2 separate regions of the Homo sapiens genome follow, and region 1 is linked to region 2. A link is an interaction called in ENCODE POLR2A ChIA-PET data of the cell type or tissue named here. Cell type or tissue: B cell. All regions are shown on one strand. Each heading gives the region's core, and the rest is flanking DNA. Links, peaks and the distances in the headings are about the cores only.

The links. ChIA-PET counts read pairs that join two places held together with the same protein. Peaks named below come from ENCODE experiments on the same cell type or tissue, not always from the same donor. Only the 100,000 strongest peaks of a DNase experiment are listed, where the experiment ranks them.
Region 1: POLR2A ChIA-PET joins it to region 2 with 6 read pairs; 9 of 35 experiments call an interaction of 5 or more read pairs at or near these places.

What each region holds. Positions count from the first base shown.
Region 1 is chr19:16,277,917-16,289,828 of GRCh38, reverse strand. KLF2-DT (KLF2 divergent transcript) reads left to right here. Exons shown (of 2, transcript NR_186323.1): 2 at 6,108-6,470. Among named protein-coding and RNA genes, the nearest start is that of KLF2-DT, 41 kb to the left of the region's middle. In B cell, for the core only: no CTCF peak of the experiment used is centred there; DNase peaks (open chromatin) are centred at 5,958 and 6,441; H3K4me3 peaks cover 1,050 bases; H3K27ac peaks cover 1,143 bases.
Region 2 is chr19:16,388,781-16,400,692 of GRCh38, reverse strand. It overlaps EPS15L1 (epidermal growth factor receptor pathway substrate 15 like 1), which reads left to right. Exons shown (of 24, transcript NM_001258374.3): 17 at 5,226-5,349; 18 at 6,692-6,742; 19 at 8,253-8,389. Among named protein-coding and RNA genes, the nearest start is that of KLF2, 70 kb to the right of the region's middle. In B cell, for the core only: no CTCF peak of the experiment used is centred there; no DNase peak of the experiment used is centred there; H3K4me3 peaks cover 428 bases; H3K27ac peaks cover 1,130 bases.

The DNA.
Region 1 (11,912 bases), core at 3,315-8,314, 110 kb after region 2:
CCACAGCTGGGGCCTTTTCTGACATCATCTCCTTACATTGTCACCACGGCTGATGTACAGATAAGGAAGGTGAGAGCTGAAAGAGCTGGTGCAGTTTGAGGATTGTTCCTGGGGGCCGCCATCAGGGAGTTGGGGGAGCTGTGGACAGCAGGTGCGTCCGAGGGAGTGTGGATAATTCAGCCTTAATTCTGCCAGGGCCAAAATCAGGAGGGTTCCTCAAAAAGTGAAACATAGAATAAAAAAATTAGCCAGGAGTGGTGGCATGCACCTGTTGTCCCAGCTACTTGGGAGGCTGAGGCGGGAAGATGGCTTGAACCCAGGAGGTTGAAGCTGCAGTGAGCCATGATTGCACCACTGCGCTCCAGCATGGGTGACAGAGCAAGACCCTGTCTCAATAAAAAAGAAAAAAGTGCAACATAGAATTACCTTATAACATATCATGGCCGGGTGCGGTGGCTCGCGCCTGTAATCTCAGCACTTTGGGAGGCTGAGGCAGTCGGATCGCTTGAGGTAAAGAGTTCAAGACCAGCCTGGACAACACAATGAAATTCCATCTCTCCTAAAAATACAAGAAAACTAGCTGGATGTGATAGTGTGCACCTGTAAGTCCCAGCTACTCGGGAGGCTGAGGCAGGAGAATTGCTTGAACCCGGGAGGCAGAGGTTGCAGTGAGCCAAGATTGCACTACTGCACTCCAGCCTGGGCAACAGAGTAAGACTCCATCTCAAAAATAAATAAATAAAATAAAAAAATTACCATATACCATAGCAGCTCCACCCTGAAGTGGTAACTCATATACTCAAAAGGATTTTGGTATTCGTTGGTGTATTCTTGGGGAATATCCCCAAAAGAATTGAAGGTGGGTGTTCACACAAAGATGTGTGCATGCATGTTCACAGCAGCACTGTTCACAACGGCCAAAAGGTGGAAGCAACTTGGGTGTCTGTCAACGAATGAACAGATAAACAAAACGTGGTCCATCCAGCAATGGAATATTACGCAGCTGTGAAAAGGAATGAAGCACTGCTCCATGCTACAACGTGGATGAACTCCAAAAATATGCTGAGTGAGAGAAGCCAGACACAAAAGGCCACATGGTGTATGATTTCATTGATATGAAATGCCCTGAACAGGCAAATCCGTAGAGACAGGAAGCAGATTAGTGGCTGCCTGGGGTGGGGGAAGGGAAATGGGGAGTGACTGCTGACGGGGACAGGGCTTTTCTTTTTTCTTTTTTTTGAGACAGAGTCTCCCTCTGTTGCCCAGGCTGGAATGCAGTGGCGCGATCTCGGCTCACTGCAGCCTTCGTCTCCTGAGTTCAAGAGATTCTCCTGCCTCAGCTTCCTGAGCAGCTGGGATTACAGGCACCTGTCACCAAACCCGGCTAATTTTTTTGTATTTTTAGGAGAGACAGGGTTTCACCATGTTGGTCAGGCTGGTCTCAAACTCCTGACCTCGTGATCCACCCGCCTCGGCCTCTCAAAGTGCTAGGATTACAGGCGTGAGCCACCGTGCCCCGCTGGGACAGGGTTTCTTTTTGGACTGATGGAATGTTCTGAAGTAGATACTAGTGGTGGTTGAACAACCTTGTGAACGTGCTGAATGCCACCATATTGCACACCTTACGATGGATAAACTTTATGTTACATGTATTTTACCACAATTTAAAAAAGGTCAGGCATGGTGGCTCACACCTGTAATCCCAGCACTTTGGGAGGCCAAGGCAGGTGGATCACTTGAGGTCAGGAGTTTGAGACTAGCTTGGCCAACATGGTGAAATCTCGTCTCTACTAAAAATATAAAAATTAGCTGGGCATGGTGGCATGTGCCTGTAGTCCCAGCTCCTCGGGAGGCTGAGGCAGCAGAATTGCTTGAACCTGGGAGGGAGAGGTTGCAGTGAGCCGAGATTGCACCACTGGACTCCAGCCTGGGTGACAGAGTGAGGCTCTGTCTCCAAAAAAAAAAAAAAAAAAAGGCCAGGTTCAGGCAGCCTCCCCTGTTGGCCTGGTTGCAAGACTGCCCCTCTCTAAGCCTGCGTTCCTCCGTAAGGTGGGGTAGGGGCAGTGCCTTCCCTTAGCACAGGGATGTCCCCAGAGCATCAGCAGGTGTGCTATTGGCCGTGGGCTGCTCTTTATTGAGACCAACCCCCTGGGAGTTCATGGTCACCCAGGACAGCTTGGCAGGAGCTCCAAGTCCCTTCCCAGAGAGGTCCGGACATCTATTTATTTAATTAAGAAAATCTAGTTGCAAAGAGTGCACAGCCTTCTTCTAAAAGCTTTGAATGAGACCAGAAGTCAGGGTCTCCCTGCTGGGACATGGAGACCGAGGGGCGGCTCTGAACACACAGCGTGCCTTGGAGTTGGAGGGTCGACTGTGGGACGGGCAGCCACTCAGTCCGCAGTCTTTTCCCCATGAAAGGAATGGAGGCCGTAGGGCCACCCTTCTTGTTCTTGGGGTATGGGGTGCTCGCCCTGCCCAGGCACAGCTGCGGAAACACAATGTATACCCTGGGAGAGACGTGGAGGGTCAGAGAGAGAGTCAGAGATAGAGGAGATAAAGAGAGACAGAGAGGGAGAGACAGAGACAAGGAAAGAGAGGGAGAGAGATATATAGAGAGAAACGGAGACACAGAGAGAAAGAGCAAGAGATGGAGAAAGAGGGGTAGAGACAGAGAGACGAGGGAAGAGAGTCAGACACAGAGAGAGAAGGGGGAGAGACTCATGCCGGAGAGACTCACATGAGAGAGACAGATACAGAGACACACAGAGAGACAGAGAAGAAGAAAGTCAGAGACAGAGAGAGAAACACACACAGAGAGAGACAGAGAGACAGAAAAGAGTCACAGACCCAGAGAGACAGAGAAGAAGAAAGTCAGAGACAGAGAGAGAAACACATAGAGAGACAGAGAGACAGAAAAGAGTCACAGACCCAGAGAGACAGAGAGAGAGGGAGAGAGAGACTCAGAGAGAGAGAGAGAGACCCAGAGAGAGAGAGTGAGACCCCCCCACACAGAGAGACACACAGAGAGAGGGAGGGACAGAGAACAGGATGGAGAGAGGCAGGCAGGGCAGGACCCTGGGACTGGTTGATGGAATTCCAGCTCCTGCGACTTTGGAACAAAAGCCCCCTATGAAGTGAAAGCCACCATTGGACAGATGAGGAAACCGAGGCCCGAGGTCCCTGCCTCCACACCCCATGGCCCAGGGCTGCAGACACTGCTCCCCGCAGAGACCCTAACCACCGGCCACAGCCCTTGGCCTCTCCAACACCCGCCATCCTCTCTCCCCTCAAGTCCCCCGCTGCTGCTGGCCCATAACAACTCCCCTTTGGCCAGTTAAAAATAGCCCACGTCAGAGCCCATGGAGGACGCTGATGACTCCTGAAAGGGGCTTCGGAGCCAAGGCGGCCTCGATCTGCAGGCCGCAGTCTGGGACGGCGCTAATTGTGGCAACAAGCAGCGTACAAAGGCGCCCTTCAGGGGAGCTGGCACTGCGGGCTCAGATTTCTGGAGAGCAAATATGTCTTTCATTTCCCTGAGCCCCACCGGGGCTCTGCCCTAACGGCAGAAGAACACGCCTCCCTGGAAGGGAACAGGATCTTGTTTTGGGGGGCAGGGAGCCCCAGCGCCCCTGTGAACAGCAGGAAGCCAGCCATCGGCACCTAGGACAGTCCCCAGCATGCCTGGAGCAGCCCCTGGTATAAAGCCAGTCGGGAAGCTTTCTTTCCTGTTCAGTTTGGTGAAAGCCCTTGTGTAAGGTTGGTGCAAACGTAATTGCTTAAAAGTCATGGCAAAAACCGCAATTACGTTTGCACCAACCTATCAAAGTGATGCTCTCTCTTCCTTAGATGTTTAGGGGAAATTTACCAGGGACGCCATCCAGACCTGGAGTTTTCTTTGTAGAAAGGCTTTTGTTTGTTTAGAGACAGGGTTTCACTCTGTCGCCCAGGCTGGAGTGCAGTGGCACAATCATAGCTCACTGCAGCCTTGACCTCCTAGGCTCAAGTAATCCTCCCACCTCAGCCTCCCAAGTAGCTGGGACTGGTTGATGGAATTCCACCTCCTGCGACTTTGGAACAAAAGCCCCCTATGAAGTGAAAGCCACCATTGAAACCCACCATGTCTGGCTAATTTTAAAATGTTTTTGTAGAGATGGGGTCTCACTGTGTTGCCCAGGCTGGTCTCAAACTCCCGAGGTTAAGTGAGTCTCCTACCTCAGTCTCCCAAAGTGCTGAGATTATAGGCACAAGCCACCAAGCCCAGCTAATTTTTATATTTTTTGTAGAGATGGGATCTTGCTATGTTGCCTAGGCTAGTCTTGAACTCCTGGCCTCATGTGATCCTCCTGCCTTGGGCTCTCAAAGTGCTGGGATTACAGGCACCCACCACAATGCCTGGCCTGTAGGAAGTTCTTTTTACAACAATGTTGATTTATCCCATAGACACAGGGATATTCGGGTGATCTATTTCTCCTCCTCCTCCTTCTCCTCCTTCTTCCTCCTCCTCCTCCTCCTTCTTCCTCCTCCTCTTCTTCTTTCTACTTTCTTCTTCCTCTTATTCCTCCTCTTCCTCCCCTTCCCCTTCTCTTTCTTCTTCCTCTTATTCCTCCTCTTCTTCCCCTTCCCCTTCTCTTTCTTCTTCTTTCTTTTCTGTTTTTTTGAGACAGAGTCTCACTCTGTTGTCCAGGCTGGAGTACAATGGCACGATCTCAGCTCACTGCAACCTCCACCTCCGGGGTTCAAGCAATTCTCCTGCCGCAGCCTCCTGAGTAGCTGGGATTACAGTGGCCGCCACCATGGCCAGCTAATTTTTGTTGTTTAGTAAAGACGGGGTTTCACCATGTTGGCCAGCCTGGTCTCAAACTCCTGACCTCAGGTGATCCGCCTGCCTCGGCCTCCCAAAGTGCTGGGATTACAGCACGAGCCATCGCGCCCGGCCGATCTATTTGTTCTTAAGTAAGCTTTGGTAATTTGTGTCTTTCAAGGAATGTGTCCATTTCATCCCTGTCACTGAATATTTTGGCATCGAGATGTTTATAACATGTCCTTGTGATCCTTTTTGTATGTGTTGAATCTGTTGTGGGGTCACCTAGGCTTGGAAGCCTCAAACCCTGGCATTGACCCCAGACACAGGCTTTTGCTCTTCTTGCTGTCTGGGCAGCTGTTCCGATGGCAATGACAACTCTAAAAATCTGCTTGTGGCCAGGCGCAGTGGCTCATGTCTGTAATCCCAGGACTTTGGGAGGCCGAGATGGGGGGATCTCTTGAGCCCAGGAGTTCGAGACCAGCCAGGGCAATATAGTGATACCTTGTCTTAACTGAAATTCAAAAGAAAACTAGCCAGGCGTGGTGGCGTGCATCTGTGGTCCCAGATACTTGGGAGGCTGAGGAGGGAGGATCACTTGAGCCTGGGAGGTTGAGGCTGCAGAGAGCCGTGATCTTGCCACTGCACTCCAGCCTGGGTGACAGAGTGAGACCCTGTCTCAAAACAAAACAAAACAAAACAAAACAAAATCTGCTTATGAAAGGGCAGACATCCATTTCCCAGGTCACACCCTCCTAACTCCCAAAGCTTAACTTCTGTGTTTAGTGCTTACAACAGCATAGGAGCTATTGTTAGTTCCATTCTACAGATGGAGAAACTGAGTCCCAGCGTTAGGTGGCAGAGCCGGGATTTGAACCCTGGCTGCCAGCGCCCCCCAGCCTGGGTGCGCTACATCGTCACTGCCAGGCACAGCCAAAATCACGGCCCAACCTATCTGGGTGGCGGCGGGGGGCAGGGATTCCTCTACCCTGACAGCAGCTTGAGGTTACGTTCTTTGCTGGAGAAAAGCGTTTTGAAACAGAAACGCCCACGGTGTCCCTGACGCTGAGTTGTGGAAGTGAGGCCGACTTGGGGCTCTGAACTTGGCTGGTGTCTTCCCCAGCCAGGGGCCCAGAGGCGGGGGTTTGGCCTTCCCGAGGCCCCAAACCACCTGCTCGGCCCTGCGTCCAGCCGGCCGGCGCCCGAGTGAGCGAACAAGGGGACCCTCCGCTGTCTTTATATACCGGAGTTATTTTTAACCATCGCCTCCCAGAACATTACGGAGCTTCCTCTCTCCAACACGCAGGAAACCCTACTTGGCTGTGCTTCCTGCTAACACGAGGCCCTGCGATTGCTGAGAACAACAGCCCCGAGACTGCGCGGCTCCGGGGGGAAAAAAACCTGGCCCCCTTTCAAGCCTTGACAGAAAACCTTTCAGAGCCCTGAACTCCCACCAGCCCGAGGACGGCTCCGATAGCTCTGACAAATGAGCCGGGACTGTGCCCAGGGCTCCCAGGCTGGGAGGGGACCCCGGCTCCCTTGTTCCTTCCTAAGGTCGGAAAAAAAAGCGCGTGTCCCTTCCTCCACCACAGAGGAACAGAGAAGTGTTTGCATTGGTGGATTTTTAAATACTTGTTTATTTTTATTAAAGTGCAATTCACATGAAATTAACCATTTTTAAAGTAGTGGCATTTTATACATGCAGTGTTGTGCAACCGCCACCTCTACTTAGTTCCAGAATATTTTCATCACCTTAAAGGGATACCCTGTCCCCATTACCAGTCACTTCCCATTTCTCCACCCCCAGTCCCTGGCAAACACCAATCTGTTTTCTGGCCCTATGGATTTGCCTCTGTGGGCATCTCACATAGATAGGATTGTACAATATGTGGCCTTTTATGTCTGGTTTCTTTTACTCTAGGTAATATTTTCTTTTTTTTTTTAATTTCTTTTTTCTTTTCTTTCTTTTTTTTTTTTTTTGAGACAGAGTTTCACTCTTCTTGCCTAGGCTGCAGTGCAATGGCACGATCTCGGCTCACTGCAGCCTTGACCTCTGGGGTTCAAGCGATCCTCCTGCCTCAGCCCTGCACCATGTGCCACCATGCCCAACTAATTTTCCTATTTTTAGTACAGACAGGGTTTCACCATGTTGGCCAGGCTGATCTGGAACTCCTGACCTCAGGTGATCCACCTGCCTCGGCCTCCCAAAGTGCTGGGATTACAGGCATAAGCCACCGCACCCGGCCCAACTTCCAGTTTCTTCTTTCTGCCCACTCCCTCTCCACGTGGCTCATCAAAGTGTGGAGTTTGTTTCATGGTGGTTACAGCACAACCCCTCCCCATCCACCTGTGCATCCACTCATTCGTTCCTTTAAACATTTATTCAATCAATCCTTCCCCATCCCTGGGGCGCCTGGCACTTGGCCTGCTGCTGCCACCTAGACCCCAGGCTCATCGTCGCTAGAGCAACCCCACCTCCCTTCCTGGAGCAGGTGCGTCCTCACCCAGATTTGCCTTATTAGCAAATCCCCTGTGATTCTGGGTTCCACCCGGCCCTCGGTCTGGGTCTCACACACTTTTGGTCCAAGTGCCAACCTGTTTGGGTTGCTCTGTGATTAGCAGATGATGACCCCAAGGTCCCATCTAGCCCACCACCTGTGTTTCGGCTTTCAAGCTCGGAATGTTTTATTTATCTTTTAAAACTGTGATAAAATATACATAACAGACAGGGCACAGTGGCTCACACCTGCAATTCCAGCACTTTGGGAGGCTGAGACGAGCGGATCATTTGAGGCCAGGAGTTCAAGACCAGCCTGGACAACACGATGAAACTCTGTTTCTACTAAAAATACAAAAATTAGCTGGGTGTGGTGGCAGGTGTCTGTAATCCCAGCTACTCGGGAGGTTGAGGCAGTAGTATCACTTGAAGCCGGGAGGCAGAGTTGCAGTGAGCTGAGATTGCGCCACTGCACTCCAGCCTGGGTGACAAAGACTCAGACTCAAAAAAAAAAGTATATATATACACACACACACATACACACACACACACACACATACACACACACATACACACACACATATATACACAGATACACACACAAACACACACACACATATATATATGTATACACATAACAGAAAATTGACCATTTTAACCATTTAAAAAAATAGATGGCGTCTCTCTTTGTCATCTAGGCTGGAGTGCAGTGGCACAATCATAGTTCACTACAGCCTCAACCTCCTGGGCCCAAGCCACCCTCCTGCCTCAGCCTCCCGAGTAGCTGGGACCACAGGTGTGCACCACCATGACTGCCTAATTCTTTTTCTTTTCATAGAGATGGGGTCTCCCTATGTTGCCTGGGCTGGCCTTTTTACATTTTATAAAATTTGGGAGAATATTAAAAGAAAAATATTTTGTGACATGTGAAAGCTCTAGGAAATTCAAATTTTGGTGTCCATAAATAAAGTTAATGGCACATGCCTGTGCCCATTTGTCACATCTCATCTTAAGGCTGCTTTGGGGACACAAAGGCAGAGTTCAGTGGTTGCAACACAGACCTTATGGCTTGCAAAGCCCGCTCTTTGCAGGAACACTTTGCCCAGCCTGCAATTCCTCCTCGTTTCACCAGCCCCCTCCAACTCTGCCGAGCCACCTTCATCTTGCCCGGGGAATCAACCCGAGCCATCTACTTTCTCCCCTGGCCCAACAGCTCATTCTCCACCCGTCAGCCAGAGGGACCTTCTGAAACATCACGGGATCGAGGGAGAGGCCTCAGGATATGGCCTCTGGGACATCACCTTCTGTCACTCCTTTCCCTCGGCCCCAGCCCAGGGGCCTATTGTCACTGTTCCTCAGACCCACTGGGTCTTTCTGGACTCACATGTGTGTGTCCACTGAACCCCCACGCTGGGCCTGCAAACTTTACTCGGGGTGGCACGTTCAGATCCCAGCTCAGATGTCACAACTGCAGAGAGGCCACCCTTGGAAGATGCTTCTCTTAGTTCAAGATTTCTGAGCCACATGTCAGTAGGGATACATGCCTCCCTCCCCACTGCACCCATCCATGACAACCAAAAATATCCCAGACATTGTGAGAACCAGGGCAGTACTCACCTTGTTTTTATAAAAGCAGCTTAATATTTAATAAATTAATTAATTTAATTAATATTAATAATTTTATTTTTTGAGACGGAGTTTTGCTCTTGTTGCCCAGGCTGGAGTGCAATAGTGCAATCTCAGCTTACTGCAACCTCCGTCTCCCCGGTTCAAGCCATTCTCTTGCCTCAGCCTCCAGAGTAGCTGGGATTACAGGCATGCGCCACCACGTCCAGCTAATTTTGTATTTTTAGTAGAGACAGGGTTTCACTACGTTGGTCAGGCTGGTTTCGATCTCCTGACCTCAAGTGATCCATCCGTCTCCACTTCCCAAAGTGCTGGGATTACAGGCATGAGCCACAGTGCCTGGCCTTGAAGATGGGTGATTTGTAAAGAAACAAAATGTATTTGTTAATTTCTGGAAGCAGGGAAGTCCAAGGTCAAGGGACAGTTCTGGTGAGAGTCTTCCTCCTGGTGGGGACTTTCTGGAGAGGAGTCTGGGCATGCTAACTTGCTATCTCAGATCTTTCTTCTTCTTTCAACTCTTTCTTTCTTAATTTTTTTTTTTCAGAGACAGAGTCTCACTATGTTGCCCAGGCTGGTCTTGAACTCCTGGGCTCAAGGGATCCACTCGCTTTGGCTTCCCAAAGTGCTGGGATTACAGGCATGAGCCACCGAGCCTGGCCCCAGTCATAACATAATCTAATCATAATCTAATCTAATCATGATTTTAAAGGTCTCACTTCTCAATGCTGCCACATTGAGGATTAAGTCTCTCTTTTCTTTCTTCCTTCCCTTCTTTCTCTTTCTTTCTTTCTCTTTCTTTTTCTTTCTTTCTCTCTGTCTTTCTCTTTCTTTCTTTCTCTCTTTCTTTCTCTTTCTTTCTCTCTTTCTTTCTTTCTGATGGAGTCTCGCTCTGTCGCCAGGCTGGAGTGCAGTGGCGCGATCTCGGCTCACTACAACCTCCGTCTCCTGGGTTCAAGCGATTTTCCTGCCTCATCCTCTGAGTAGCTAGGATTACAGGCACCTGCCACCACACCCAGCTAATTTTTGTATTTTTAGTAGAGACGGGATTTCACCACATTGGCCAGGCTGGTCTCGATCTCCTGACCTGGTGTTCTGTCCACCTTGGCCTCCCAAAGTGCTGGGATTACAGGCATGAGCCATCGTGCCCAGCATTTTTTTTTCTTTTTTTTTTGAGGCAGAGTCTCTCTCCGTTCCCCAGGCTCGAGTGCCGTGGCATGAGCCTGGCTCACTGCAATTTCTGCCTCCCGGGTTCAAGTGATTCTCCTGCCTCAGCCTCCTGAGTAGCTGGGATTATAGGCACACGCTACCATGCCCGGCTAATTTTTTGTGTTTTTTAGTAGAGATGGGGATCTCACCATGTTGCCCAGGCTGATCTCAAACTCCTGAGCTCAGATGATTTGCCTGCCTCGGCCTCCCAAAGTGCTGGGATTACAGGCATGAGTCACCGTGCCCAGCCCTCCTTGACTTTTGGAGTGGACAAACATTCAAACAGTAGCAGCGTGTAACATTGACTCATATACAAATCACATCAAATCAAATTACAAAGTCACCAACCATGAGTCATCTGGATACATGGGAAATACAGTATTGGGTGCTGTAACTTCCTATCCTCAGCACCACTGACATTCGGGGCTGGATTATTCTCTTTGTGGGGCCATCCTGCGCCCAGTAGGCTGCAGAGCAGCATCCCTGGCCTCCACCCACCAGATGCCAGTAACATCCCCTCCCCAGATTTTCTACAACAACCAAAAATGTCTCCAGACATTGCCTGGTGTCAGCAGTTAAAATTACCCCCCAGTTGACCAATCTCACTTGCCTATTTTTGATGGGAGGTAGAGGAGGGAGCAGAGGCCGGGTGCAGCACTTTGGGTGCCTGTAATCCCAGTACTTTGGGAGGCCAAGGTGGGCGGATCACCTGAGGTTAGGAGTTCAAGGCCAACCTGGCCAACATGGTGAAACCCTGTCTCTACTGAAAATACAAAAATTACCTGGATGTGGTGGTTCACGCCTGTAATCCCAGCACTTTGGGAGGCCGAGGCAGGCAATCATGAGGTCAGGAGATCAAGACCATCCTGGCTAACATGGTGAAACCCCGTGTCTACTAAACACACACACACACACACACACACACACACAAACAAAATTAGCTGGGCATAGTGGTGCGCACATGTAGTCCCAGCTACTCAGGAGGCTGAGGCAGGAGAATCACTTGAACCCGGGAAGTAGGTAGAGGTTGCAGTGAGCCAAGATTGCGCCGTTGCACTCCAGCCTGAGTGATAGAGTGAAACTCCATCTCAAAAAAAATAGTAATTAAAAAAAGTAAAAAATAAAGGCTGGGCGCGGTGGCTCACGCCTGTAATCCCAGCACTTTGGGAGGCCGAGGCGGGTGGATCACGAGGTCAGGAGATCAAGACCATCCTGGCTAACATGGTGAAACCTCGACTCTACTAAAGAATACAAAAAATTAGCCATGCATAGTGGCGGGCGCCTGTAGTCCCAGCTACTCGAGAGGCTGAGGCAGGAGAGTGGCATGAACCCGGGAGGCAGAGCTTGCAGTGAGCCAAGATTGTGCCACTGCACTCCAGCCTGGGCGACAGAGCGAGCCTCCATAAAAAAAAAAAAAAAGGAGCAGACATCCCCCTCCACACAAGAATAGACAAAACCCTGAGTGTGCCCAGGTGCAGAAGCTCACTCCTGCCATCTCACCACTTTGGCAGGCCGAGTTGGGAGGACTGCTTTAACCAAGGAGTTGGAGACCAGCCTGGGCAACATATTGAGACCCTGTCTCTATGAAAATATTAAAAATAAATTAGCCAGGTGGGCTGGGCATGATGGCTCACGCCTGTAATCCCAGCACTTTGGGAGGCCGAGGTGGGCAGATCACGAGGTCAAGAGTTTGAGACCAGCCTGGCCAACACGGTGAAACCCCGTCTCTACTAAGAATACAAAAATTAGCCAGGCGTGGTGGCAGGCGCCTGTAATCCCAGC
Region 2 (11,912 bases), core at 3,761-8,760:
AACTGGCATCCGAAAGAAAAACTGTTTTTATCCTGTTGTACAAATACAGTTTTTAAAGCATTTTTCTGGCTTGTTTCTATTTCTTAATAAATACTTGGAAGAGAGATTTTTGTTTACTCCTGAACACTTCAAGACTGCTTCAGAGCCGAGAGAGAGGTGTCTTAGTTCTCCCTTGTGGGTCGAAGTTGGGGGTTTTAGGTCCCTGAGAATAGTGTATCCACAGTGGTACATCTGGAACTTCCTATGTTTGGACAGTTCTACTCAGGTTACTAAATTCCATGTGAAGCTCACGCAGTGTGACTTTATCTCAAAAGTCAGGGGTTTTTTTTTTTTTTTGTTTTTGTTTTTTTTTTTTTGAGACGGAGTCTCGCTCTGTCTCCCAGACTGGAGTGCAGTGGCACAATCTCAGCTCACTGCAACCTCTGCCTCCCGGGTCCAAGTGATTCTCCTGCCTCAGCCTCCCGAGTAGCAGAGATTACAGGCACGTGCCACCATGCCCAGCTAATTTTTGTATTTTTAGTAGAGACGAGGTTTCACAGTGTTGCCCAGGCTGGTCTTGAACTCCTGACCTCAGGCAATCTGCCCGCCTCGACCTCCCCAAATGCTGGGATTACAGGCGTGAGCCACCTCACCCGCCAAAGTCAGGGTTCTTAAAGCCATATTTATTTCTTGTCTATCATCTGATTATGAGAATATTGACCTCTTGCTCACCATCCAATCAACTTATGGAGAGAAGCTAATAAATCATCCCAGACTTAGGCCTTACTGAGGACAGATTAAGAAAGGTTGATTGATCTGTCACATCCAGACCCAGTGGCATGCTGGAGCCAGTTTTTATTGACTTTCCAGAACCGATTATTAAATAGGAACTGGCCGGGCACAATGGCTCACACCTGTAATCCCAGTCCTTTGGGAGGCTGAGGTGGGAGGATTGCTTGAGGCCAGCTGCGTGCCACTGCACTCCAGCCTGGGTGACACAGCGAGACTCAATCTCTAAAAAAAAAAAAAAAACCCCAAAAAGCAAAAAACAGGAACTTGTGAGCTAGTTGCTTGGAAACTTGAAATCAACCATGATGAGACTGTTTACACCACAGGAATTGGCAGAAGCTCTAAACCAGGGCTTTTTTCTGAGAGAACTGATTCCCAGCACACCCCTGCTGCCCAGCACTCCTCTAAAGGGCGGGAATGTCACAGAAGCTTCTTCAGCCCCCTTTCAGAGTTGCCGTGTGTATTTCCTAAGAAGGGTACAACTTCACACTGGTTGCTGAACTTGTTCAAGATATTACATCTCTGCCAAGGGCCGTGTCATTCATCCTGGCCCTTGTCTGCTGTACTCGTGTCCCCCAAGTTGGCAGATGGGTCTGTTCTCCTTAGTAGGTGGTCTGCAAGGGGTAGAGTTGATGGTATCTTTGTAACAGGGAAATCTCGTTTCCCACTCTGATTCTGTGCAATGGAATCAAAACCACTATTAGTTACCCTGACCTCCTGAATCCTGCTGGGGTCTCAGGCTTCCCCTTGGAAGGGGAAGGAGTGATTGTGGCTTCAGGCCAATGACTCCTGAGAAAGTGATTGCAGGCCTGACTGTCAGTGCAGGGGGCTTGCAGCCAGCATTCCCAGAACCTCAGTCTCTTCTCTGCCATTGTTCACTGTTACTTGGCAGTCTTCCAAGTGACGACTGAAAACACTGAAAAAAAAAAACCTTATAAATAAATGCCAATTAAAAACTAAATAGAGCCAGGCATGGTGGCGAGTGCCTGTAGTCCCAGCTACTTGGGAGGCTGAAGCAGGAGGATCCTTGAGCCCGGGAGTTCTGGGCTGTAGTGTGCTATGCTGATTGGGTGTCTACACTAAGTTAGTCATCAGTATGGTACCTTCTGGGAGCAGGGGACCACCAGTCGCCTAAGGAGAGGTAAACCTGCCCTGGTCAGAAGCGGAGCAGGTCAAAACTCCCACGCTGCTCAGTAGTGGGATTGCACCTGTGAATAGCCATTGCCCTCCAGCCTGGGCAACGTAGTGAGATCCTACCTTTAAAAACAAACTAAATAGAAGCTTTCATTCTGAGGTCAAGCTGGCATTCTTAACTCGCTGCTTTATCCAGGTCATGATTCCTCTCTTTCTTCTGGAACAAATACATTCCTCCTTCCATGGGGCAGTGTGAAAGGCAGATTTTCCACGTGGGCCTCCTGGCTTCTTTAGAGTAGGACTTCTCCATCTTTATCTGCATCCGAGACCCCCATCAGACGCTTGCTGGGCGTGTGTGTCTTGTGGTCGTCAGCACCTGACGTCCACTCAGCACTGTCTCCAGCTGCAGTGCTTGTGGACATCTGTACTTAACTTGTCTAAGAACCCGGCTTGGTTTCCCCACCTTGGGAAAACCCTGTGGTCGGAGGCTCCAGCTATTCTTTCCCAGGTAAGAAAAACCATTCCATGTTCATCAGATGGCAGGGATGTGGGTGCATTCTCCTGAAGTGGGGGCCGAGGAAGCGGCACTCATGCTGATTCACACTCATTCACAGCCCAGACCGGTGGCTTGTCTTAACTCTGTACCTCTCATAACTGTCCTGCACCCCTAAGTTGGCTGCCCCAGGGTGGTGGCAGCCTTGCTAGGAAACTTTCTTTTGGACCTTTGATGTCATTTCCCCACACCATTGTCCCTATTTTTGTGGACGCCCCGGCTTTTTAATGATTTTGTTTTGGTCGGTTGGAATACTGGACTGGTTTGTGAGTCCTACGCAGGAATGCCAGTGTGTCTGCCAAATTCAATGAGGGTGTTGTGCTGTTTTTTTAATATCACAGTGAAACATTCATGTTTTCACTGAGGGTGTGTCTTTATTAACTAAAACAGAGTCCTTATTTAAACCAACTGTATTGTTCCCATGTATATGACAAACCCACCCTTTTCAGACTACTTCCCATTACAAAAATGTGCTCTTCAAAAGTAAATATTTTTTCTTCTCGTTTAAATGAACCTGTTTGTTTCTAGAAATACACACTTTAAAAAAAAAATGCAAAGCATTGTGTATGCTCTAGTAATTCTAACTGCATAAGTACTCATTTCCTCATAGGACAGAAACAACCAGCATGTTTCTTGGTATGAAAACTCCATTTTCCCAAATGCCCACCTAGGTACATACTCACCGAGAAAAGGATGATTGAGGAAGGTCACACCTCTGAAATGAGGCCTGTGCTGCTGTTGTTGAGTGGCTCTTTACAGTTTTCTTCATGGCATTTCCAAGTTTATTATTTTTTTCTGACTCATTGATTAAAAAAAAATTGTTTAACTTTCAGGTAAAATAGACAAACAGCCGGGCGCGGTGGCTCACGCCTGTAATCCCAGCACTTTGGGAGGCCGAGGGGGGTGGATTACTTGAGGTCAGGAGATCAAGACTGGCCTGCCCAACATGGTGAAACCCCATCTCTACTAAAAATACAAAAATTAGCTGGGCATGGTGGTGCACGCCTGTAATCCCAGCTACTCAGGAGGCTGAGGCAGGAGAATCACTTGAACCCGGGAGGTGGAGGTTGCAGTGAGCCGAGATCACGCCACTGCACTCCAGCCTGGATGACAAGAGTGAAACTCTGTCTCAGAAAAAAAAAAAGAAAGAAAGAAAAATAGACATAAACTTGACCATCTTCACTGTCTTTAAGTGTACAGTTCAGTAGTGTTAGGTATATTCACATTGTTGTGGAACCCAGCTCTAGAACGTTTTCATCCCCATGAAATACCCACTCCCCATCCCCCCACCCACAGCCCCTGGCAGCCACTGTTCTACTTCGTCACTGTGAATGTGATGACTCTAGGGTTCTCATAGAAGTGGAATCATACCTTGTGTGTTGTTTTGTGACTGTGATTTCACTCAGCAGCCTCTCCTCAAGGTTCTTCCATGTTGGAGCATGTGTCAGAATTTGCTTCCTTTTGAAGGCTGAATCAGATTCTGTTGTGTGGCTCGTTACAATTTTCTTGATGACATTTCAAATTCATTATTTTTTTCTGACTTAGAAAAAAATTTTGTTTTTCCGTTTATCCATTCATTCATCGATGGACATTTGAGTTGCTTCCACTCAATGATTTTTTAATGAACTTTTATTTTAGAATAGTTTTTAGATTTATGAAAAAATTGCAAAGATAGGCCAGGTGCGGTAGCTCATGCCTATAATCCCAGTACGTTGGGAGGCTGAGGTGGGAGGATCAGTTGAGCTCAGGAGTTCAAAACCAGCCCTGGCAACATAGTGAGAGACTTCATTTCTACAAAAAATATAAAAATTAGCCAGGCTTGGTGGTGCGCGCCTATAGTCCTGGCTACTCGGGAGACCGACGTGGGAGGATCACTTGAGCCCAGATGGTCAAGGCTGGAGTAACCCATGAGTGTGCAACTGCACTCCAACCTGGACAACAGAGTGAGACCCTGTTTCAGAAAAAGAAAAACTGCAAAGATAGTGCATAGTTCCTCTATATCCCACACCCAGTTCCTCCTGTTAGTCACATCATATATAGTACATTTGTCACAACTAATGAACCAGTATTAAACATTATTATTCACTCAAGTTCATACTTCTTCAATGATCTTTAATTAATTTTTTTTTTTAAAGATACAGGGTCTTGCACTGTTGTGGCTGGAGTGCAGTGGCACAATCATAGCTCACTGTAACCTCCACCTCCTGGGTTCAGGCAATCTCCTGAGTCAACCTCCCAAGTAGCTGGGATTATAGGTACACGCCACCACACCTTGATTTTTTTTTTTTTTTTTTTGAGATAGACTCACTCTATCGCCCAGGCTGGAGCGCAATGGCGTAATCTCAGCTCACTGCAACCTCCACCTCCTGGGTTCAAGCAGTTCTCCTGCCTCAGCCTCCCAAGTAGCTGGGATTACAGGTGCCCGGCACAACACCCAGCTAATTTTTTGTATTTTTAGTAGAGACAGGTTTTCACCATGTTGGCCAGGCTGGTCTTGAACTCCTGACCTCAGGTGATCCACCTGCTTTGGCCTCCCAAAGTGCTGGGATTACAGGCGTGAGCCACCATGCCTGGCCTCATTTTTAAATTTTTGTTTTTATAGAGATGGGATTTTGCTATGTTGCCCAGGCCAGCCTCGAACTCCTGGCTAAATCATTCTTTTTAGGGTCATGCTACTCAAAGTGGAAATGTGAGTTAAGTATGGAATTCCGTACTTTGCTTTAACTCAGAAATAATAAAATCCCTGTCCTGTTTCTTCACAAAATTGTAGGATGATCCTTTCAAAAATAAAGCCTTGTTATTTAGCAACAACACGCAAGAGTTGCATCCGGATCCTTTCCAGACAGAAGACCCCTTCAAATCTGACCCATTTAAAGGAGCTGACCCCTTCAAAGGTATCTCACTTGCTACCCACTTTCTCATTGAAAGACTGTGTGTTTTATGTCGAATTTAGAGTGGTTCTTCAACTAGAAAAGTAAGGACATGCCACAATCTGAAATGGAGGGGGAAAGGAATGCCTTTTTTTTTTTTTTTTTTGGAGACGAACTCTCGCTCTCTTGCTGTCAGCCAGGCTGGAATGCAGTGGCGCAATCTCGGCTCACTGCAACCTCCGCCTCCTGGGTTCAAGCAATTCTCCTGCCTCAGCGCCCATCACCGCACCCGGCTAATTTTTGTATATTTAGTAGAGTTGGGGTTTCACTGTGTTGCCCAGTCTGGTCTCGAACTCTTGACCTCAGGTAATCCACCCGCCTCAGCCCCACAAAGTGCTGGGATTACAGGTGTGAGGCACCGCACCCAGCAGGAACGCCTTTTAAGCTTCTTATCTCACCCTGTTAACCAGAGAGCCAAGGCATCAAGATACAGTGGGAAGTGTTCCAAGCTCACCACAAGACCCACATTTGAAGGCAGCTTGGCCAGCCCCCTTGAACCCTTCAGTACTTCAGTTTCCTAATCCCTCAGCAGGTTAATAAATTTCCTCCTTGCTCACCTCACAGGGTTGATAAAATAATCAGAGCTAGTAATGATCATGAAAGTACCTGGAAAACCATGGATTCCTACATAAACCTAAGGTCTGGATAATTTTAGGAGTCTGTCCAGAGCCACACCTGAGTCAAGAATAACTAAGAATTCCAGAAACAAGATTTCCAAGTTTCTGTCCATGTTTCAGAGCAAAACAGTATTTCCAGGAGGAAGGCTCTCTACATTTTTGAGAAAAACACTGAGGTGGGGAGAGGGCAGCGGGAGCTTGAGCTTCAGCTTGGGTTTGAAGCCTGCCGGGTCTGAGAGGCGAATCTGGCAGCCCCTGAAGCCCAGGGGTGCCGCCGCCTCATTGCTGCAGGGCCGGTGATAAAGTGAGGGACAGCCCAGGGTCCTGTGTCCTCTTACCCAGGGAGCTGGCAGGCAGATGGGATAAAGGAAACCCAGCATGGGAAGAGAGGAGTGAATTCTAGCCCACTCTGTGTCTTCCCCAACTCCAGTCTGTGTGGGACAGCCAGCAGTACCTTCCTTCTCATCTTAAACATCCTAGCCAGAAACAGCTGCCTCCTCCAGGTCCCCCTCTTTGATTTGCCAAGGTTTTGAGGGCAGGTGGATAGTAGAGAAGGAACTAACATTCTCTCCCTACACTGGAGGAGTAGAAGGCAATGAAAGGCTTGGGAGGTGGGTGGCTGTGTCCAAGGGCCCGGCCCGCATCCTGTGCCCTAGAGCTAATAAGCATTTCTCTCCTCTTCCAACCAGGCGACCCGTTCCAGAATGACCCCTTTGCAGAACAGCAGACAACTTCAACAGGTAAAATTCAGTGTTTCCCGGACCGGTCTTTAGACTGTGTCCAGTCCTGGCTCAGAAGTCGCATGTGGTGGGACTTGTGTCCACATACACCGGGGATGGCAGCCATGTAACTGGGAAGGACGGCCGTCCATCCATGTTGTACCCATTCTCGGTCCCGTTCCCTTCTGGAGGTGGCTCCCCTCCCCAGGTCCAGTCACTGCCCGCACCCCACCCTGGAGTGTGGTGGGATCACATTGCTTGCTAATTTATTTATTTATTTTATTTATTTATTTATTTATTTATTTTTTATTTTTTTTTTTTTTGAGACGGAGTCTCGCTCTGTCGCCCAGGCTGGAGTGCAGTGGCGCGATCTCGGCTCACTGCAAGCTCCGCCTCCCGGGTTCACGCCATTCTCCTGCCTCAGCCTCCCAAGTAGCTGGGACTACAGGCGCCCGCTACCACGCCCGGCTAATTTTTTGTATTTTTAGTAGAGACGGGGTTTCACCGTGTTAGCCAGGCTCGTCTCACACTCTTGACCTCAGGTGATCTGCCCACCTTGGTCTCCCAAAGTGCTGGGATGACAGGCGTGAGCCACCATGCCCGACCGATTTATTTTTTTTCAGGTGAAATTTATGTAACATAAAAGTCACTGTTTTAAAGCATCCAATTCAGTGGTATTGAGCACACTCACAGTGTTGTGCAATGATCACCTTCATCTAGTTCCACAACATTCTCATCCCCCCAAAAGGAGACCCCATCCCAATCAGCAGTCACTCCCCATTCCCTCCCGCAACCCCTGGCACCCACCAACCTATTTTCTGTCTCTATGGATTTACCTGCGTTGTTTATTATTATTATTATTATTATTATTATTATTATTATTATTATTATTATATCCAGCTCCTGCAGGATATTTTATTTATTTATTTAGAGATGGGGTTTTACTCTATTGCCTAGGCTGGAGTGCAGTGGCGCAATTATAGCTCACTGCAGCCTTGACCTCCTGGGCTCAAGCAGCCTTTCTGCCTCAGCCTCCTTAGTAGCTGATACTACAGGCGTGTGCCACCACACCTGGCTAATTTTTTATTTTATTTTTCTCTGTGTTGCCCATGCTGGTCTTGAACTCCTGGCCTCAAGTGATCCTCCTATCTCAGCCTCCTAAAGTGATGGGATTACAGGCATGAGCCATTGTGCCTGGCCAGGATATTATTATTTTTAAAGTCAATTTTATTGAGTGGCATAATTTACACAGAACAAAATTCACCCATTTTACTATGTAATAAGATGAGTTTCATTAAATATGCACGGTTGTGTGCAATTTGAGAACACTTCTGTCATTCCTGAGGCCCCTTTGTTGTCACCCTCCACCCTCTCCTCAGGGTCCCCTGGCCACCATTATCCTGTTTTCCGTCACTAGCGTTCTTACCTTTCTAGAATTTCATGTAAACGGCATCATTCTGTGATGTGTTCTTTTATGTCTGGGTTCTTTCACTTGGTATAATGTTTACTTATGGGGCATTTTTCCTTCTAGATCCATTTGGAGGGGACCCTTTCAAAGAAAGTGACCCATTCCGTGGCTCTGCCACTGACGACTTCTTCAAGAAACAGACAAAGAATGACCCATTTACCTCGGATCCATTCACGAAAAACCCTTCCTTACCTTCGAAGGTGAGTGGGGTGGGACGTTGCCCGGGAGAGCTGCGTGCCTGCTCTGTGTGGTAAGGGTGGCGCTTCCCGAAGGCCCCCTTCCCTTCGTGGAGCGTACATGGTGCCTGCGAGTGTGGGCCATGGTGTCTGTTCTCCGGGAGCTGGTATCCCAGGCTGATTTCATTCCTGCTGAGTGAGGGAGCTCACTGGCCTAGTCACTGCAGTGACATCCTGTGAGCCCCAAGGTGCAGTTAGCAGTCCAGTGGCCCCACATCAGGGCAAGGAGGATGTCACCCATAGTTCTTATTTCTCTATCCCCATTCCTACCCCTCAACTCTAGTCATCTGCCCCCACTGCCCCTTCATCTCCCAAAAAAGACTAAATCACACAAGCACCACATGCTCGCATGGACCCGGCCACCCTGCACGGTCCTTGTAACACACAGCACTGGTGGGGACCTTAGAGTCACGTTTGGTAGGTGCTCCCGTCACGGCAGGAGTAAGTGCAGGCGTCTCAGCCCGGCTGCCTTGCCTGGTGTCTCCTGAGAGCATCAGCCAACTCTGACCCTCCAGTTTCCAACTCCAGCATACCTGTACTCCCATCCCCGGGCGTGGCAGACACCGGGTATTTTGCATATTATGCCCAAGAGATTGGGTTAAATAGGTGTCAACTTGGATTTCAAAACCAAAAAAAAAAAAAAAAGCAGCCTCGGTGATGGAGCAGAGGATGTTCATGATGGAGTGAGCGTGCTTCATAGCCTTCTTCCGTTTTCTAGGCTGCAACCCAGGCCCGGGGCCTGCTCAGAGACGGGCACTCACCCTCCTTCTCAGGGCTCCTGCTACCCTGGCGCCCACCTCGCTCACTCCCTGTGGACCTTTTGGTCTTTAGCGCTTGAAGCTCCTTGAAGGCAAAGACTCATTTGCAGTATTTTCTTATTGGCCCCTTTTTAATGTCCTTAAGACCTGTAGTGAGAATTTCCCTAGCATTCCTGGTATTGGTGATCTGTTTACCAATTTCATTGACCTTTCCCATAACCAGCTTTTGGCTTCATTTTTCTCTACTGCTTGTTTTCTATTTCATTGATTTTCTCTTTTCTATTTCTATTTTTTTCCATTTCCTTACTCCTATTTATTTGGGGTTACTTTGCTCTTCTAACATCTTAAGATCCAAGCTTCATTCATTAATTTTAGACTTCATTTTCTAGTACTGGCGGTCCCTGACTTACGATGGTTCAATTTACAGTTTTTTGACTTTACAATAGTTTTATCGAGATGCAGTCCCATCATAAGTCAAGGAGTGTCTGGACTTAACATTGGTTTGACTTCTGATTTTTTGCTTTGTGATGGGTTTATTGGGATATTACGTACATTTTCAACTTAAAATATTTTCAACTTACAATGGGTTTATCAGGATGTAACCCCATGGTAAGTCAAGGAGCATCTGTATAAATTTAAAGCAACATATTTCCCTTAAGCACTGCTTTACATGTATTTCATATATTTGAATACTTTATCTCTTCATTGCCATTCAGTTTTGAGATATTTTCCAGTTTCCCTTGTGAATTCTGTTCACTTATGGATTACTTAAAAGTATGTTGTTTCATTTCCAGATACTTGGCTTTTTCTCCTAGGTATATTATAATACTATTATTATTGATTTTTAATTAAATTTGTTATTTGAGAACATATTCTGTATGTTTTCAATACCTTCACATTAATCAAGGGTTGTTGTTTGTGGCCTATGTTGGTGAACAAACCATGTACACTTGAGAAGAATGTGTATCTAGTTGTTGGGTGTAATGCTCTACAAATGGCAGTGAGGTTGAGGTTCCTCATAGTGTTCAGATTATCTGTGTCTTGTTTGTTTGTTTTTTAGTCCTACCAGTGTCTGAGAGAGAGGCGTTAAACATTCTCCTATGATTGTGGAATTGTTCATACTGCACTTTAATTTGATCAAGTTTTGCTTTGTGTATTTTGAAGCTTTGTCAGGTGCATAGGTGTTTATGATTGTTGTGTCTTTCTGACACAACAACCTTTTTATCATTATAAAAGATTCCCATTTGATCTCTGGTGATGTTCTTTGTCTTGAAGTCTGTTTAATCACTTCATTCTCCTCATGTTATTCACTACATGATACATCATTTTTCAACCATTTACTTTCAACTTACCTGGATCTTTAAAACTGATAGGTGTCTTTTGTAAGTAGCATAGTGTTGGGGCTTGCTTTTTTTTTTAAAATCCAGTCAGAAGTCCCTGCCTTGTAAGTGTAATGTTTAGTCCATTAACATTTAATGTAATTATTGATATGGTTTAAGTCTACTATTTTATTATTTGCTTGCTTTTTATCCCATGTTTTGTTTCCTGCTTTCTTTTGAATTGTTTGAATGTTTTTTTGAATTCTGTCTATTGGCCTTTTATTATTTTAATCATACCTCTTTTAATGATTGTTTAGAGGTTGCTTTAGGAAATATCATGTACAGCTTTAACTTTTCATAGTCTACTTGAGGTTAGTATTGTATTATCTCATGTAAAATATAGAAAACTTGCAACCATGTAGGTCCATTTGTCCACCCACCCTTGCAGCCAGCATGTCTTATGTTATAGCCGTCATGTGAATTTCATACATCTAAATACATTAGAAACTCCATAAGACTGTTACAATTTTTGTATTAATCCATTGTGGGTATTGTAAAGAAAGAGGAAAAAAGTAGTCATTTAGTTTTACCCAAATATGTACCATTTCTGATACTCTTCATTTGTTACTGAAGATTGGTTTTCCCTCCATTATCATTTTCCTTCAGCCTAAAGAACTTTCTTTAGCACTTCTTATAGCTCAGGTCGACTGTGTTGTCATTTTTTTATTTTTAGTTTTGAAACAGAGTCTCACTCTGTTGCCCAGGCTGAAGTGCAGTGGTGTGATCTTGGCTTACTGCAACCTCAACCTCCTGGGCTCAAGCAGTTCTCCCACCTCATCCTCCCAAGTTGCTGGGACCACAGGCATGTACCTCCACACCCAGCTATTGTTTTATTTTTTGTAGAGATGGGATTTCCATATGTTGGCCAGGCTGGTCTCAAACTCCTAGGCTCAAGCAATCCTCCTGCCTCAGCCCCTCCAAAGTGCTGGGATCACAGGCTTGAGTCACTTCACCCAGCTATTATTCTTTTCTTTTCTTTTTTTTTTTCCAACCTCCGCCTCCCAAGTTCAAGCGATTTCTGGTTAATTTTTGTATTTTTAATGCAGATGGAGTTTCACCATGTTGGCCAGGCTGGTCTTGACCTCCTGAACTGAACTCAAGTGATCTGCCCGCCTCGTCCTCCCAAAGTGATAGAATTACAGGCATGAGCCACTGTGCCAGGCCTGTTGTCATTCTTGAAGGACATTGTGTTTGATGTAGGTTGTTGGGGTTTTGTTTGTTTGTTTAGTGTGTTTTTCCACTGCCTTCCAGCCTCCATTGTCCTTAATGAGAAGAGTTTTTGTTTGTTTGTTTGTTTGTTTTTTTGAGACAGAGTTTGCTCTGTTGCCCAGGCTGGAGTGCAGTGGCGTG